2 separate regions of the Homo sapiens genome follow, and region 2 is linked to region 1. Evidence: read pairs that join two places in POLR2A ChIA-PET (ENCODE). Cell type or tissue: HepG2. All regions are shown on one strand. Each heading gives the region's core, and the rest is flanking DNA. Links, peaks and the distances in the headings are about the cores only.

What was found. ChIA-PET counts read pairs that join two places held together with the same protein. Peaks named below come from ENCODE experiments on the same cell type or tissue, not always from the same donor. Only the 100,000 strongest peaks of a DNase experiment are listed, where the experiment ranks them.
Region 2: POLR2A ChIA-PET joins it to region 1 with 5 read pairs; 6 of 35 experiments call an interaction of 5 or more read pairs at or near these places.

The regions. Positions count from the first base shown.
Region 1 is chr9:114,115,421-114,122,140 of GRCh38, forward strand. No RefSeq gene overlaps it. Among named protein-coding and RNA genes, the nearest start is that of KIF12, 19 kb to the left of the region's middle. RefSeq lists an enhancer at 4,249-4,543. In HepG2, for the core only: no CTCF peak of the experiment used is centred there; DNase peaks (open chromatin) are centred at 2,401, 2,991 and 4,361; H3K4me3 peaks cover 1,099 bases.
Region 2 is chr9:114,313,654-114,320,373 of GRCh38, forward strand. LOC105376224 (a long non-coding RNA gene) reads right to left here and starts at 4,790. Exons shown (of 3, transcript XR_930255.3): 1 at 4,541-4,790. RefSeq lists an enhancer at 4,216-4,510. In HepG2, for the core only: no CTCF peak of the experiment used is centred there; no DNase peak of the experiment used is centred there.

The DNA.
Region 1 (6,720 bases), core at 557-5,556:
AAGACTGAACCAAGACCTCAACCAGCCACCTAACGACAGGGACCAAGTCTGAGATCTAGAACCTTTCTCCTTTGTCCTTTGTCTACCTTCAAGAGTATATCCTTGTCTTCTCTTCAGTCCTCTGGAAAGAATTACTTGAAGTCAAAGAAGGAAAGGGGGCCTACCTCTACAGATGTCTAGAATGCTGTGAGCAATGTACATAGTAGGTGTTCAACACATACTGTTTGAATAAATTGGATTCTAATGATAACCTTTTGAGGTAGGAACAAGGATCTTGATGTTGCAGTTGGGGACACTGAGATTTTCAGAAACGCTGTGGTCTAGCTAAGAGGTGAAGTTGGGACCAGATGCTAGAATTCAGTCCTTTCATGACCTCGAATACAAAGTGAACTGTCCGACCCGACCACAAAGTCTTCTGTGTGCATTGTACGTCACGGTTTGCAAAGCTCACACATCTGTTATTTAATTCTCACAACAGCCCTCAGAGGGGGTGATCGGTTCCACTGTAATGATAAGGAAAACCAGATTCAGAATGCTAAGGCAGCTTTGGAAGGGCTCATGGAGAGGCAGCAGCAAATCCAGGATTGAACCAACTCCTCCCTACTAACCCAAGGGTGGGAGCCTCCCAGCGAAGACTCCAAGAAGTCTCTCTTGGGACAGCCCACCGCCACTCCCTGTCCAGCCACCTCAGCCCCTAGGGTGGGCAAGCCCATGGCCCCAAGGGGTGGAGAGAACCGGTTATTTCCAGCCTGGTACTTAAGGGCTGGCCAGGGAGGAGGGAGGAGGGTGTGAGCCGGCTGGCAGGCTCTGTGCTCCCAAGAGGGTCTGGCCTTTGGCTGCTGAGAACTGGGCAGGGGGTCAGGAACTCCTGTCCAAGCCACCCAGGCCAGCTGAAGCTGGGCAGGTGTCCCAGGAGAGGGCAGGCCACTCCCTCCCCAAAAAGGCAGGAGTATGCAGCCAATATGCACACAGGCGGCTCATTCAGCCCCTGCAGCTCCTTGGCCCTGCCCTGGGCCGTGGCCCCCAGGCTGAGGCACTGCCCCTGCTGTTCTCGGGAGATGGAAACAGACAGCAGTTCTGATCAGGACCTGTGGGTCAGTGAAGAGCAAACACATCCTGCTCTGAGCACCGATTGGGTGCCATCCATCCTCTGCAGCTCTGTAAGGTGGAAATTCCCGCCTCCCACGGTTCCTCTCCCACTTGTGTGTGGAATGCGATCACCACGCTGCCTCCCTTTCAAAGCGCCCAGTGTTTCCTAACTCAGGACCTTTGCACATGCTGTCCCTATGCTGGGGGTACCTTTCCTTTGGCTTCTCACGTGACTGGCTCCTTTGTCTTCAGGTCTGACTGTAAAAGGTCACCTTTCAGTGGCATCTTCCCTAGCTCCCCTCACTCATAATTTTCCCCACCTCCCATGCACACACCTTGTCTCTGTCACCCTCCTCTACTTTCTCCTCAGCATTCTTATTTATTTATTTATTTATTTATTTATTTATTTATTTATTGAGATGGAGTCATCTTGCTCTGTCACCAGGCAGGAGTGCAGTGGCGTGATCTCAGCTCACTGAAACCTCCGCTTCCCGGGATCAAGTGATTCTCCTACCTCAGCCTCCCGAGTAGCTGGGATTACAGACACGTGCCACCACGCCCAGCTAATTTTTGTATTTTTAGTAGAGATGGGGTTTCACCATGTTGGCCAGGATGGTCTCGATCTCTTGACCTTGTGATCCCCTCTCCTCGGCCTCCCAAAGTTCTGGGATTACAGGTGTGAGCCATCGCGCCCTGCCCATATTTATTTTTTATTGATTTTTGTTTGTCTCTCTCCCCATAGGAATAAAGAATCTATTTTATGAACTATCAGGTCCCCAAGGTCCAGCAGAGGGCTTGACACATAGAATCAACATTTATTGAATGAATAGATGGAAGGGAAGTGAAGGCTCTTGTCCACCTTGTCCATGTTCTCATTGTTAAAGAAGGCATCACCAACATTGAAACTCGGGTCTGTCCGTCTCTAAAGAGGCCCCCATTTCACCTGTGGGTGTGCTCAGTGAGGACACCATCTTCCCTGCAGTGATTTTTTTTCTCTGCCCCAAAGGCACGTTCTTTATACATGGGGCATGGTGTCTCCTCCAACTTCCCATCACACGTCCTCCCGCCTCTGCTTGCATATCTCCAAAAGACAGGGAGCTCACCCCATCCACTGCAATATTAGAAAGTCCCTTCCAAGACTCTACGACCTTCAGAACAATGGAACGGGCAGTTCTTCACAATGTTCTCAAATGCTGAAGAGGAAGAATTGCTGTCGTTAGCACAAGGCTGTGGACTTGGACAATACACTTTTCTGTTTATTCATTGATTTTCTGAGCCCCAACCATGGGCCAGGGCTGTGGTGTCGAACTAGAGAGCAAAAGAGCCTTGGTGGCCGCCTTCTCGATGATGTGTCAGGTCCACTGTGGCCTTTGGGCCCTAGAGTGGTGGTGGCAGGGGGGTGATGGAGGAGGCATGTGGAGTGGATCAGATGCTTCTTGAAGTCGATAGTGCACACAAGTCACCCAGGGATCTTACTAGGATGCAAATTCAGGGACAACAAATCTGGGTAGAGGTTCTATGTTTCTCCTAAGCTCTCGGGGGATGGTGATACCACTGGTGCATGGACCACACTTTGAGTAGCAAGGTAGAGACTCAACTGACAAAAGAAGACAGTGAAGCCTAGAGCAAGTCAGGGACTTGCCTCGGGTCACTGGTCAGGCAGCAGGAGCTGAGAAGGGACGGCCTACCTCCGCGGGCCAGGGCTCTGGAATTCGTGGGGCAGGCTGGGCTGAGTATGCCTTTGTGAGGCATGGCATACCTGGACTCACCCGAGCTGCCCGTCCCTGCCCATGAATAGTGGGCCTCTTTCCTTCCTGCATAAGGCTTGGCGGGCGCAAGCCCACGGCCGCCCCCTCCCCTGCACACACACTTACACACACTCACACACCCCTGCCGGCTCAGCTGCCCTCCCTGTTTGGGGAAAGTCAACAAGAGCATTTGAAAAGTCTTTCTGTGTGGAGAATCTGTTTGTATAGGGGGAGGAAACGGAGAGCTGGCCAATAGGTAGAAATATTAATGAAGCTTGTTATAAAGGGCCCATTCACGGCTCTCCGAGTAAATAGGGCTCTTGTCGGGCTGCCACGTTATCTGCCAAGTTCAAGAATGTGGTTTGAAAAAATAGAATTTAAAGGGGTGAGGTGGAGCCTTCAATGGCTGGCCTGCTGGAGCTGGAGCCAACTCCAGGAGGAGCCTGTGCTGTGGGGGGCTGTGGCTGGGGACACTGGAGGTGCTGGGTCTTGTGGTGAAGGCTGCCTGGGAAGAGGGGCTGGTGAGGAGCCGCTGGAGTTCCGACTTAGAGAGAATTCCTGTCCACCGGTGTGGAATGCCCCGTGCCATTCCTTCCTCCCCTTGGTGCCTGGCACAGGGCTTGCAGATCCTCTGCTTAGCCCCCCAACCCAGTCTACCTTAACTCTCCTGCCTGGGGATTTGCCTCTTGGGATGTTGGTGGAGGGGATCTCTATATGGTAGGAGGAGGGCTTTGTAGTAATTCTTAGCCATAATGCTGTGCTATTCCACAAACCTCAGCCATCTTCTCCCACGCCCTTACGAGGTCCTACTTTATACATTCTTACCAGATGCTACATAAGAAAGAGCATAAGAGACTGAGATGTTTGACTCAGAGAAGGAAAGTGACCAGCTCAAGGTCACTCAGCAAGTGTGTAGCAGAACTGGGACTTGCTTCAACCAGTTTCCTGTTGGGTCATTGTTCCCGGCACTGAAGATAGTGCCTGGCCTGAGGGGCTGTCTTGTCATTTCACATGTACAGTGTCTTACTTTTAGCCCTGGACTTAAAGCAACTTATAAGCAAGGACCGTGTCTTATGCTTAGTTTTCCCCTGGCCAGCTGTGTGGTCTTGGACAGGTGACTTTGCCTCTCTGAGCCTCAGCTTCACCATTTGTAAAATGGGGTCATTGAGACCAAGCCCTCCTTTCCAGAAGACTCAGTGAGAGGATGTTGGTGAAGTGCCCAGTGCTATGCCAGGCCCTCGGTGGGTGGCCCAGGAACAGTGGCTGAGGGCACTTCTTTTTCTGTTCCAGCCCACAGTGCAAGGGTAGAGACTCCAGGAAGACTGTCTCCTTTACACTTGGACCCTAGAAGGCTGGTCTGTGCTGAGGGTCATAAGAAGCTGGTAAATTGAGAATCAGGGGTTTCTGCCACCCATGGCATTAGGCGGCAGAGATACATGTGTGTGTGAACTATCACGAGGGTCTGTCAAACAGGCCCTGCAGGAAGCCCAGGCAAGCCCGGGTGACCTTTCATCCTTTCCCCCAGAGAGCTGCACAGAATACACCTCTGTCAGACAAGGGTTAACCTGGGTGGGAGGGAATATTTACACTGGCTTTTCTTTGCAAATAAAAGTTGGTGGCTGGGTGGGGGTGGGGGGGTGGGGAGGGTCGGGGGGTGTCCCATAAAACAAAAAGGAAATAATCTATGCAAAAACTAAATGGAAACGTGTTTTAAAAGACTCTACCAAGAGCTTGCTGAGTGACCCTGAACAGTGGGGACTTAGGGAAAAGTTGACAGCATCCCCTTTAAGAAGAAGTGGTGTAGCATAGGTAGGGCCATGAGCACAGGCTTTGGGGCTCACAGACCGAGGTTAGAATGTGGGCTCTGCTCTTCTCTGGCTATGTGACCTTGAGCAAATCGTGGACCTCTCTGGGCTTCCATTTCTTTGATTTGTACAAGAAAAGAGAAGAGAGGGTTAAAGTATGTGAAGGTCCCTGGCACTTCATGGATGCTCATTAAATGTCAATTTCCTTTCCTTTCTGGGCCTCTTGGCAGGTCGAGGGGAAGTGTCTGACAGGTCTCACCAGCCAGACTGGAGAGAGACACAGCTCTGCAGGTCTCAGTGCCTGCACACCAGCTCAGTAGCCTGATGCTGACTATGCCCCTAGAGCCCTTTACAGTTTGTAAGGCATTCACCTACTTGCCGTTAAAGCCTCCCAAGAATCCCATAAGGTGGTCATGGCAGCATTTACTACCTTATGGTGCTGTGACTGGGAAAGGGTAAGGGACAAGAACCCAGTGCTCTGGGGCGGGGCCCAAGTCTGTCTTCATTCCTTCATTCCTTTAGCAAATATTGATTGAGGACTTGTTATGTCCAGGCACTATGCCAAGCATGGGAGATACATAATGAATAAAAATCGACACAGATGGGTGGTTGATGGATGGGTGGATGGGTGGATGCTGGTCAGATTATGGGTGGGTAGATGGATAGATAGATGGATGATGAATGGATGGGTGAATGGATAGATGAATGGATGATGGGTAGATGGCTGGCTGGCTGGATAGATAGATGATGGATGGATGGGTTGATGGATGGATGGATGATGGATGGTAGATGGATAATGGATAGGTTGATGAATAGATGGGTGGATAGATAGATGGATAGATGGTTAAATGATGGATAGGCAGATAAATAAATGAATGGATGATGGATAGATGGGTAAATGGATGGATGGATGGATGGATGGTGGATGGGTGGCTATGTAGATGAATAAGTGAGCGAAAGAAGGATGACAAGTCCCTTGAGGACAGAGCCCTGGTCTATTCTTTCCACCACTGGGTCCCCAATACTGAGGATGGTGCCTGATACAGAGGGATTAACACTTGCCATATGAGTGTCTTCTTTGGTTGAGTAGACTCAAGAACCAGGCTGCCTGGGAGTCTGAGACCCAACTCTGCAACTTCGTAGCTGTGTGGTCAAGAAGAAGTTACTCAATCTTAAGTGTCCTCAGTTTCCTCATCTACAAAATGAGGTTGACAATACTTTATAGGTTGTTGTGAGGATTAAATGAGTTAATACATGGACATCCCTTAGATCAGAGCTGTGCCTGGTGCACACCAAGTCCCACGTAAGCATTGGCCACATTGATCATTTTTATGGTTTCACATCTGTGCTCCCTCCCGTCTCCTGAAAAAGATAATAAATCCTCTTAAGGCAGGGCTCTGGGCTCTGGGTGCCCTGCCTACTATGCCTCCTAGTAAAAATATGTGTTGACTCTGTGGCTTCAGAGAAAGGAAGATCTTAAATCCAAAGCAGGGGCAAAAAAACTCCAGGGTACACATTCCACTGGGGCCAAGGGCACAGCTGGCCCCTGACTGAGGGAGGCAGGATGGCAGGACAGTCAGAGCCTTGGGCTGGGAGAGGAAAGGTTGCATTTCCATGCTGGCCCTGGCATGGGCCTCCTCCTGGGGCCCAGGCTTCTTTGAGCTTGGGTCTCCGCAGCTCCACATTGACAGAGATAGTCTCCCATGAACCATTCAAGTTACAGACTGAGGAAACACAAATCAGGCTATCTTCGGCTCCTCATCCTCAATTTTCCCTTCTTTGAACAGATTTTTCCGGATCGGAAAAACTGAGCCTTTGCTAGCCTTGGAACACACATGCTCTCTCTCTCCAGGATGAAATGCTGTGTCAGCGTCAGCTAGTGGTTGAGGATGGCACCAGATGGAGCGCTCATTAACGCCCCCGAGCAGCAGCTCAGGGTCCCCCCGGGTCACCTCCCCAGAGTACACAGGCTCAGCTTTCTCTCTGGGGCCGCCGACAGTCCCACCTTGTCCTACCCCTGCGATTTACAGGAGTCAGTGGTTGACACAAGTTCCCACCCAGCGTGGGCTCGTGGGCCC
Region 2 (6,720 bases), core at 1,222-6,221, 200 kb after region 1:
CACAATAGTACCTGCCACGGAAGAAGTGAGTGGGTGTGAGTCTGGGAGATGGCGTTGCCAGACTTAAAAAATAAAACTATAGGATGCCCAGATCAATTTGAATTTCAGATAAACAATAGCTATTTTTTAGTACAAGTATGCTCCATGCAATTTTGAGGAAATGCTTATGCTAGAAATCTTTTTATTTGTTATTTATCTGAAATTTATACGTATCTGAGTATCCTGGCCTGGAGCCCACATTTCCTGACCCTTGTTTCAGATCTCTTTCTTCCTCAGCTTATTCCTCCTTCCCTGGGACAATGAATAATCAGAACTTTTCTGCCATTCTCATTGAGGAGAAAGAGCACATCACTAACAGTTGAGTTTATACCCAGGATTTTATATTTTAAAAACTTGCAGCCGGGCGCGGTGGCTCACGCCTGTAATCCCAGCACTTTGGGAGGCCGAGGTGGGCGGATCACGAGGTCAGGAGATCGAGACCATCCTGGCTAACACAGTGAAACCCCGCCTCTACTAAAAATAGAAAAAAAATTAGCTGGGTGTGGTGGCGGGTGCCTGTAGTCCCAGCTACCCAGGAGGCTGAGGCAGGAGAATGGTGTGAACCTGGGAGGCGGAGCTTGCAGTGAGCTGAGATGGCGCCACTGCACTCCATATTAAGGGATTTATTATATGAAATTGGCTCATGCAATGATGGAAGCTGACAAATCTTAAGATTGGCTGCTGGCAGCTTTGAGACCCAGGAAAACCCAACGGTTCAGTTCAAGTCCAAAGGCAGGGAAAAAACCTGTCCCAGCTTGAAGGCAGTCAGGCAGAAGGAATTCGCTCGTACTCAGCCTGTTTGTTCTATTCAGGCCTTCAACTGATTGGATGAAGCCCAGCCACATTGGGGAGGGCCATCTGCTTTACTCAGTCTCCCATGGGATTACCCAAATGTTAATCCCATCCAAAAACACCTTCACAGACACACCCAGAATAGTGTTTGGCCAAATATCTGGGCACCCTGTGGCCCAGTCAAGGTGATACATAAAATTAACCATCACACTCCTCAAGCTGAGGTTGAAAGAGAAGGAATAGAAGTGAGCCAGATGGGGAAGGGCACTTGGGGTAGAGGGAACAGTGCCTGCCAAGGCCCAGAGGTAAAGGTAGCACTTTGCATTTGGGAACGGTAAGTGTTCCCATGTGGGGCTGCAGGAAAGGGTGAGGAAGCCTGCGGTATGGAGCTGGGAACATGACAAGTCACAGGTTTGCACAGATGAGCAGAGGTCTGAGTTGGCAAGTTGGGTTTGACTGCCATGGGGCCCTGGAGCAGAGCCATCCAGGAGGCAGCTGCCTGCGCTGCGAGGAAAGGAGAGAGGTCTGCACTGCACTCAGAGCTCTGGAGGCATCAGCAGTTTCTGCTAGGCCTGGAAGACATGGGTAGAGATTGAAAAAGCCAGCCAGAAGGGCCAGAGGGGGAAAGCAAGAAGAGCCATGTTAGAACTGTGACACTCACGACTCTCGGCCTGGTCTCCAATCCCAGGTGGGCCAGTGAGGATGCTGGAGCTGGGCCAGCTCATTCCCAGCAGGGGCAGATAGGAGGTTGTTGGGGACAGAAGGAAACTTTTCCTAAACTGGCAGTACCCACAGTTCCCAATCTCCTGTTGCACAACTGAGTGTCAGGAAACAGTCAGGTGGACTTCCCAGGCTGGGCCAACTCCAGGGGAAAGCCCAGGCCAGCCTGTTTGCCCTGTTCACAATGAATCAAACCCTAGCTATGGTCACAACCCATAATGGCCGGCAGCCCAGGATTGGAAAAATGAGGAAAAGAAGAGCGAGAAAAAGAGAGGCTGGCAGGCAGATTCCAGTTCCTGACTGGGACATGGCCCTGGGTAGGTCATTCTTTCTCTCTAGGCCTCAGTTTCTCTCTCTGCAAAATGGGGCCGATATGCTCTGCCTTTCTTGCCAGCCACAGAAAGGACTATTGTTCAATAATAGTAGAGTGAACGGTATGAAATAGAATAATATCCAATGCTTTTGGACCTGCAAAACCCAGTTTCATATGGTTCAACCCAAGAATAGCACCATTCAGAAGAATAATGGCTACAATTTCTTGTGCATGGACGGCACACCAGGTGGCATGCTCGGTGCGATCTCATGCGCATGTGCATGTGATCCCACATTTTCATCTCATACACAATCTCGTGGGACACATGTTGTAACCCTGGCTTTTCAGATGAGGAAACTGAAGTTCAAAGAGGTTTCTTAAGTTGCCCAAGATCACAAAACAGGATTTGAACTTGAGAAAATCTTTTTGGGTCTTTCCTCAGCCCAGTCACAGAGTTCCCCATGAGGACAATTTGCTCAGCCTATGTATTCTCATGTGGAAGCAGGTCACAGGTTGGTCTTACACAGACCTTGGCTCTGGCCTTGATGAAGAAGGGTGGAATGTGACTTTTTCAGGAAATGAAGTGTTTCAAACAGGTGCATTTCCCTGATGACTTCCAGCTCACCTGCTGTGTGACGTTTCCCACACTGCCTCGCCTCTCTGGGCCACTTTTTTCCTCATCTATATAATGGGGGGAATGTCTTATTTTCTTGAGCCTAGGATAGACACGTTTTCATGTTTTGATATCTTTAAAAGAGAGATGTAGCTTGCAATCACTGAAGTACATATGCAATGCAGAAATTTTTCTTCCCTCCTCACCCCAGCTTGTCTGGGGGATGGTTAAACTGACAGCGATAGTTATTATAATCAGAAGACCCTTAGGAGCAAATTTATTTTATTTAACAAGCATTTTATGGGTGTGGTAGCTCATGCCTGTAAACCCAGCACTTTGGGAGGCTGAAGTGGGAGGATCACTTGAGCCCGGGAGTTCGAGACCAGCCTGGGCAACATAGTGAGACCTCCCATCCCTACCAAAAAATTTTAAGAACTTTAAAAAACCAAGCATTACAACTATGTACCAATTTAATCTTCATAACAACCCAATGAAGTAGGTACCACTATTATTCTCATTTTACAGGTAGAGATACTGAGGCACAGAGAAGTTCACCAACTTGCGCTTCACCACCAGCCTGTACTGCCTGCCCTGAGGCCTTTTCTCTCTCTTTTGTTCCTGCCTAACTTCTTTTGACATCCTGCCAGGGCCAGATGGAGGATAGGGCCAGACGAGCTAGAAGGACTACTTAAAGCCTCAGTCTTTAGAGGCATTCATGCATACCTGAAATGTTAGGAGACAGAGAAAATTGTACTGTGGTAGGGTAGGTGCCAGATGAGCTTGGAGGAATTACTTGGATAGTCTAAGGTGGAGAGTGAGACCCCCAAGCGGCAGCCTGAGGGACAGTGAGGACACTGAAGACCACTTACTCCTGCCAAGGAGAGGCACTCGGAAGCGCCTCTGTACTGCATTCACAGTGCACAGCTCCGCTTTGAATGGTGGTAGCTCTCCTTATTCACCCTTCCCCTACACAGGCTGCGCCTGGGATCTCTACACTCGAGCAGACGGAGACCCCAGACCCCATTGGCCTAAGTGCCTGAACGTTATAAATCAAAAGTATTTTAAATGAAGCTGACATGTTTACATTTAAGTTTTAGAAATTTAATTAATTATCCCAGCACTTTGGGAGGCTGAGGCGGGTGGATCACAAGGTCAGGAGATCGAGACCATCCTGGCTAACCCGGTGAAACCCTGTCTCTACTAAAAAAATACAAAAAAATATTAGCCGGGCATGGTGGCGGGCGCCTGTATTCCCAGCTACTCAGGAGGCTGAGGCAGGAGAATGGCGTGAACCCAGGAGGTGGAGCTTGCAGTGAGCTGAGATTGTGCCACTGCACTCCAGCCTGGGCAACAGAGCGAGACTCTGTCTCGAAAAAAAAAAAAAAAGAAATTTAATTAATTAATTAAATCATGTCCAAAAGATTTGTACAACTGAAAATTATTCACGAGGCTAGCATGCAGCCTCTACATGCCCATGTCAAGAACCAGATTCAATTGTCCTGATGCAGTGACTCACAACTGTAATCCCAGCACTTTGGGAGGTCGAGGCAGGCAGATCATTTGAGGTCAGGAGTTTGAGACGAGCCTGGCCAACATGATGAAACCCCGTCTGTACTAAAAATACAAAAATTAGCCAGGTGTGGTGGCAGGCGCCTGTAATCCCAGTTATTCAGGAGGCTGAGGCCGGAGAATTTCTTGAACCTGGGAGATGGAGGTTGCAGTAAGCCAAGATTGTGCCACTGCACTCCAACCTGGGTGACAGAGCCAGACTCTGTCTCAAGAAAATAAAGAGAAAAAGAACTAGATTCAGGCTGTATGTGGGCACCATCTACAGACATCAGACACACACATTTAGGAGTAATAATGATGCAATATTGCCAAATGTTTCTCAGCAACCATGTGCAACTGTTGCATGTACTGTTTATTTCTAACTCAGGAGGATCTCTCTAACCACACATTGCAAGAAAATAGACTTTCAGTGTTTCTGGCAAAACAAAGAGTTTTTTTGTTGGCATTTATGCTGAAAGGGAAGAGTTAAAATGTTAATTTGTCTTTTTTCTTACCTCCAAGTTCACTCAAATCCTCTCTTGAAGCAGTGTCTGTCTCCTATGTCTGCGGTGGCATCATCCACGAAGTATCAGGACATTTGACCTGTTGTTTTCAGAGTCGAGTGCCACATGTAGAGATTGTTTCCTGGGGCCTAAACAGTGTTGGTTGTGAAAGAGAATAATCAGTGATGTGGGTCCCACTGTGCCAGTACCAGGCACCAGATCCCAAAGGACAGAGGTGCTTATCTGTTATTTAATAAACTGTTGTGTGTGGGTGGGTGTGTGGGTGGGTGTGATATGTGGGGCTCTCTAAATCCCTGGGCCCCAATAGTCCAGGTCTAATGGTGGTGCTGTCCCCAACAATGCTCAGCTTCTCCTCAAAATACATGGTATCTGGGCTGGGCACGGTGGCTTACACCTGAAATCCCAGCACTTTGGAAGGCCGAGGCGGGTGGATCACTTGAGGTCAGGAGTTCAAGATCAGCCTGGCCAACATGGCGAAACCCTGTCCGTACCAAAAATACAAAAGAAATTAGCCAGGTGTGGTAGTGACACCTGTAATCCCAGCTACTAGGGAGGCTGGATAGGAGAATTGCTGGAACTCGGGAGGCGGAGGCTGCAGTGAACTGAGATCGTGCCACTGCACTCCAGCCTGGGCGACAGAGTGAAACCTTGTCTCAGATAGATAGATAGATAGATGATAGATAGATAGATAGATAGATAGATAGATAGATAGATGATAGATAGATGATAGATAGATTAGATAGATAGATAGATAGATAGATAGATAGAGATAGATGATAGATGATAGGTAGGTAGATAGATGATAGATAGATAGATAGATAGATAGATAGGTAGATAGATGATAGATAGATAGATGTTAGATAGATGAATGGTATCTGGAGTCTGTCCCCATCATCTCACCCCTGGACCACTGCATCAGCTCCAGCTGGTTTCTCAGGTTTAATCTCCTTCCCTAGCCCTCCCCATTCTTCCCATTCAGACAGAGCGATCTTTCTGAAGAACCAATCTGGTTATGCCTTTCCAACCCCTTTGAAATCTTTCCATTTCTCTCCTACACCTCCTAAGTCTAGCGAACCCCTCAGCCTGGCTTCCATGCCCTGCAGGCTCCATCTCCTGCCAACCTCTTCAACATAAAGTCTGGCCACTCCCACTTATCATGTGCTCCAGCTGCACAGACTTTCCAGCTCCCTGATACACCCACTCTCTCACCTGCGCTCTTCCCTCTTGATAACTCCAATCATTGTTTCAAGCCTCAAATTAGAGCAATGCAAATTCAAGAAACAAACCAAGCTGGCAAAAACACAAAAAAGAAAGGAAAAAAAAAGGGTCATTTCTGTTCTGACAAGGATGGGGATAAGGAGACTCACTTGTACACTGCCAAACTGACATTCAAAATCCTTAGTGCTTTTGGATTTGTCATGTTTGGGAGGAGGGTTTTTAAATCATCGGCTTTCTTGAGGTTGAATAAATAAAAGAAAATGCACACATTTTAGGTTTACTGTTCAATTAGTTTTTACAACTATACGTGTGTGTGTATAATGGCCACCACGATGACAACCTGGATCGTTGTCATCCACTTCAGTGTTCTCTCATATGCTTTTGCAGTCAAATTGCCCTCTTTTGCCCTTGGCAACCACTGATCTGATTTCTAAAATTATAGATTTGTTTGAGCTGTTCTAGAACAGAACCGTACAGTATATAAGCTCCTTTGTATCTGGCTTCTTTTGTTCAGCATAGTGTTTTTGAGATTCATCCATGGTGTTATATGTATCAATAGTTTAACTATTTTTATTGTTAAGTAATATTCCTTTGTAAGAAAATGCCACATTTTTATTTACCATTTTCCTGTTGATGGGCATTTGGATTGTTTCTTTCTTTTTTTTTGGTTTTTGTTTTTGCTTTTGTTTTTGTTTTTTAGACAGTCTTGCTCTGTCACCAGGCTGGAGTGCAGTGGCACGATCTCGGCTAACTGCAAGCTCCACCTCCCAGGTTTGAGCGATTCTCCTGCCTCAGCCTCCTGAGTAGCTGGTACTACAGGCGCATGCCACCACACTCAGCTAATTTTTGTATTTTTAGTAGAGACGGAGTTTCTCCATGTTGGCCAGGCTTGTCTCGATCTCTTGACCTTGTGATCCGCCCACCTCGGCCTCCCAAAGTGCTGGGATTACAGG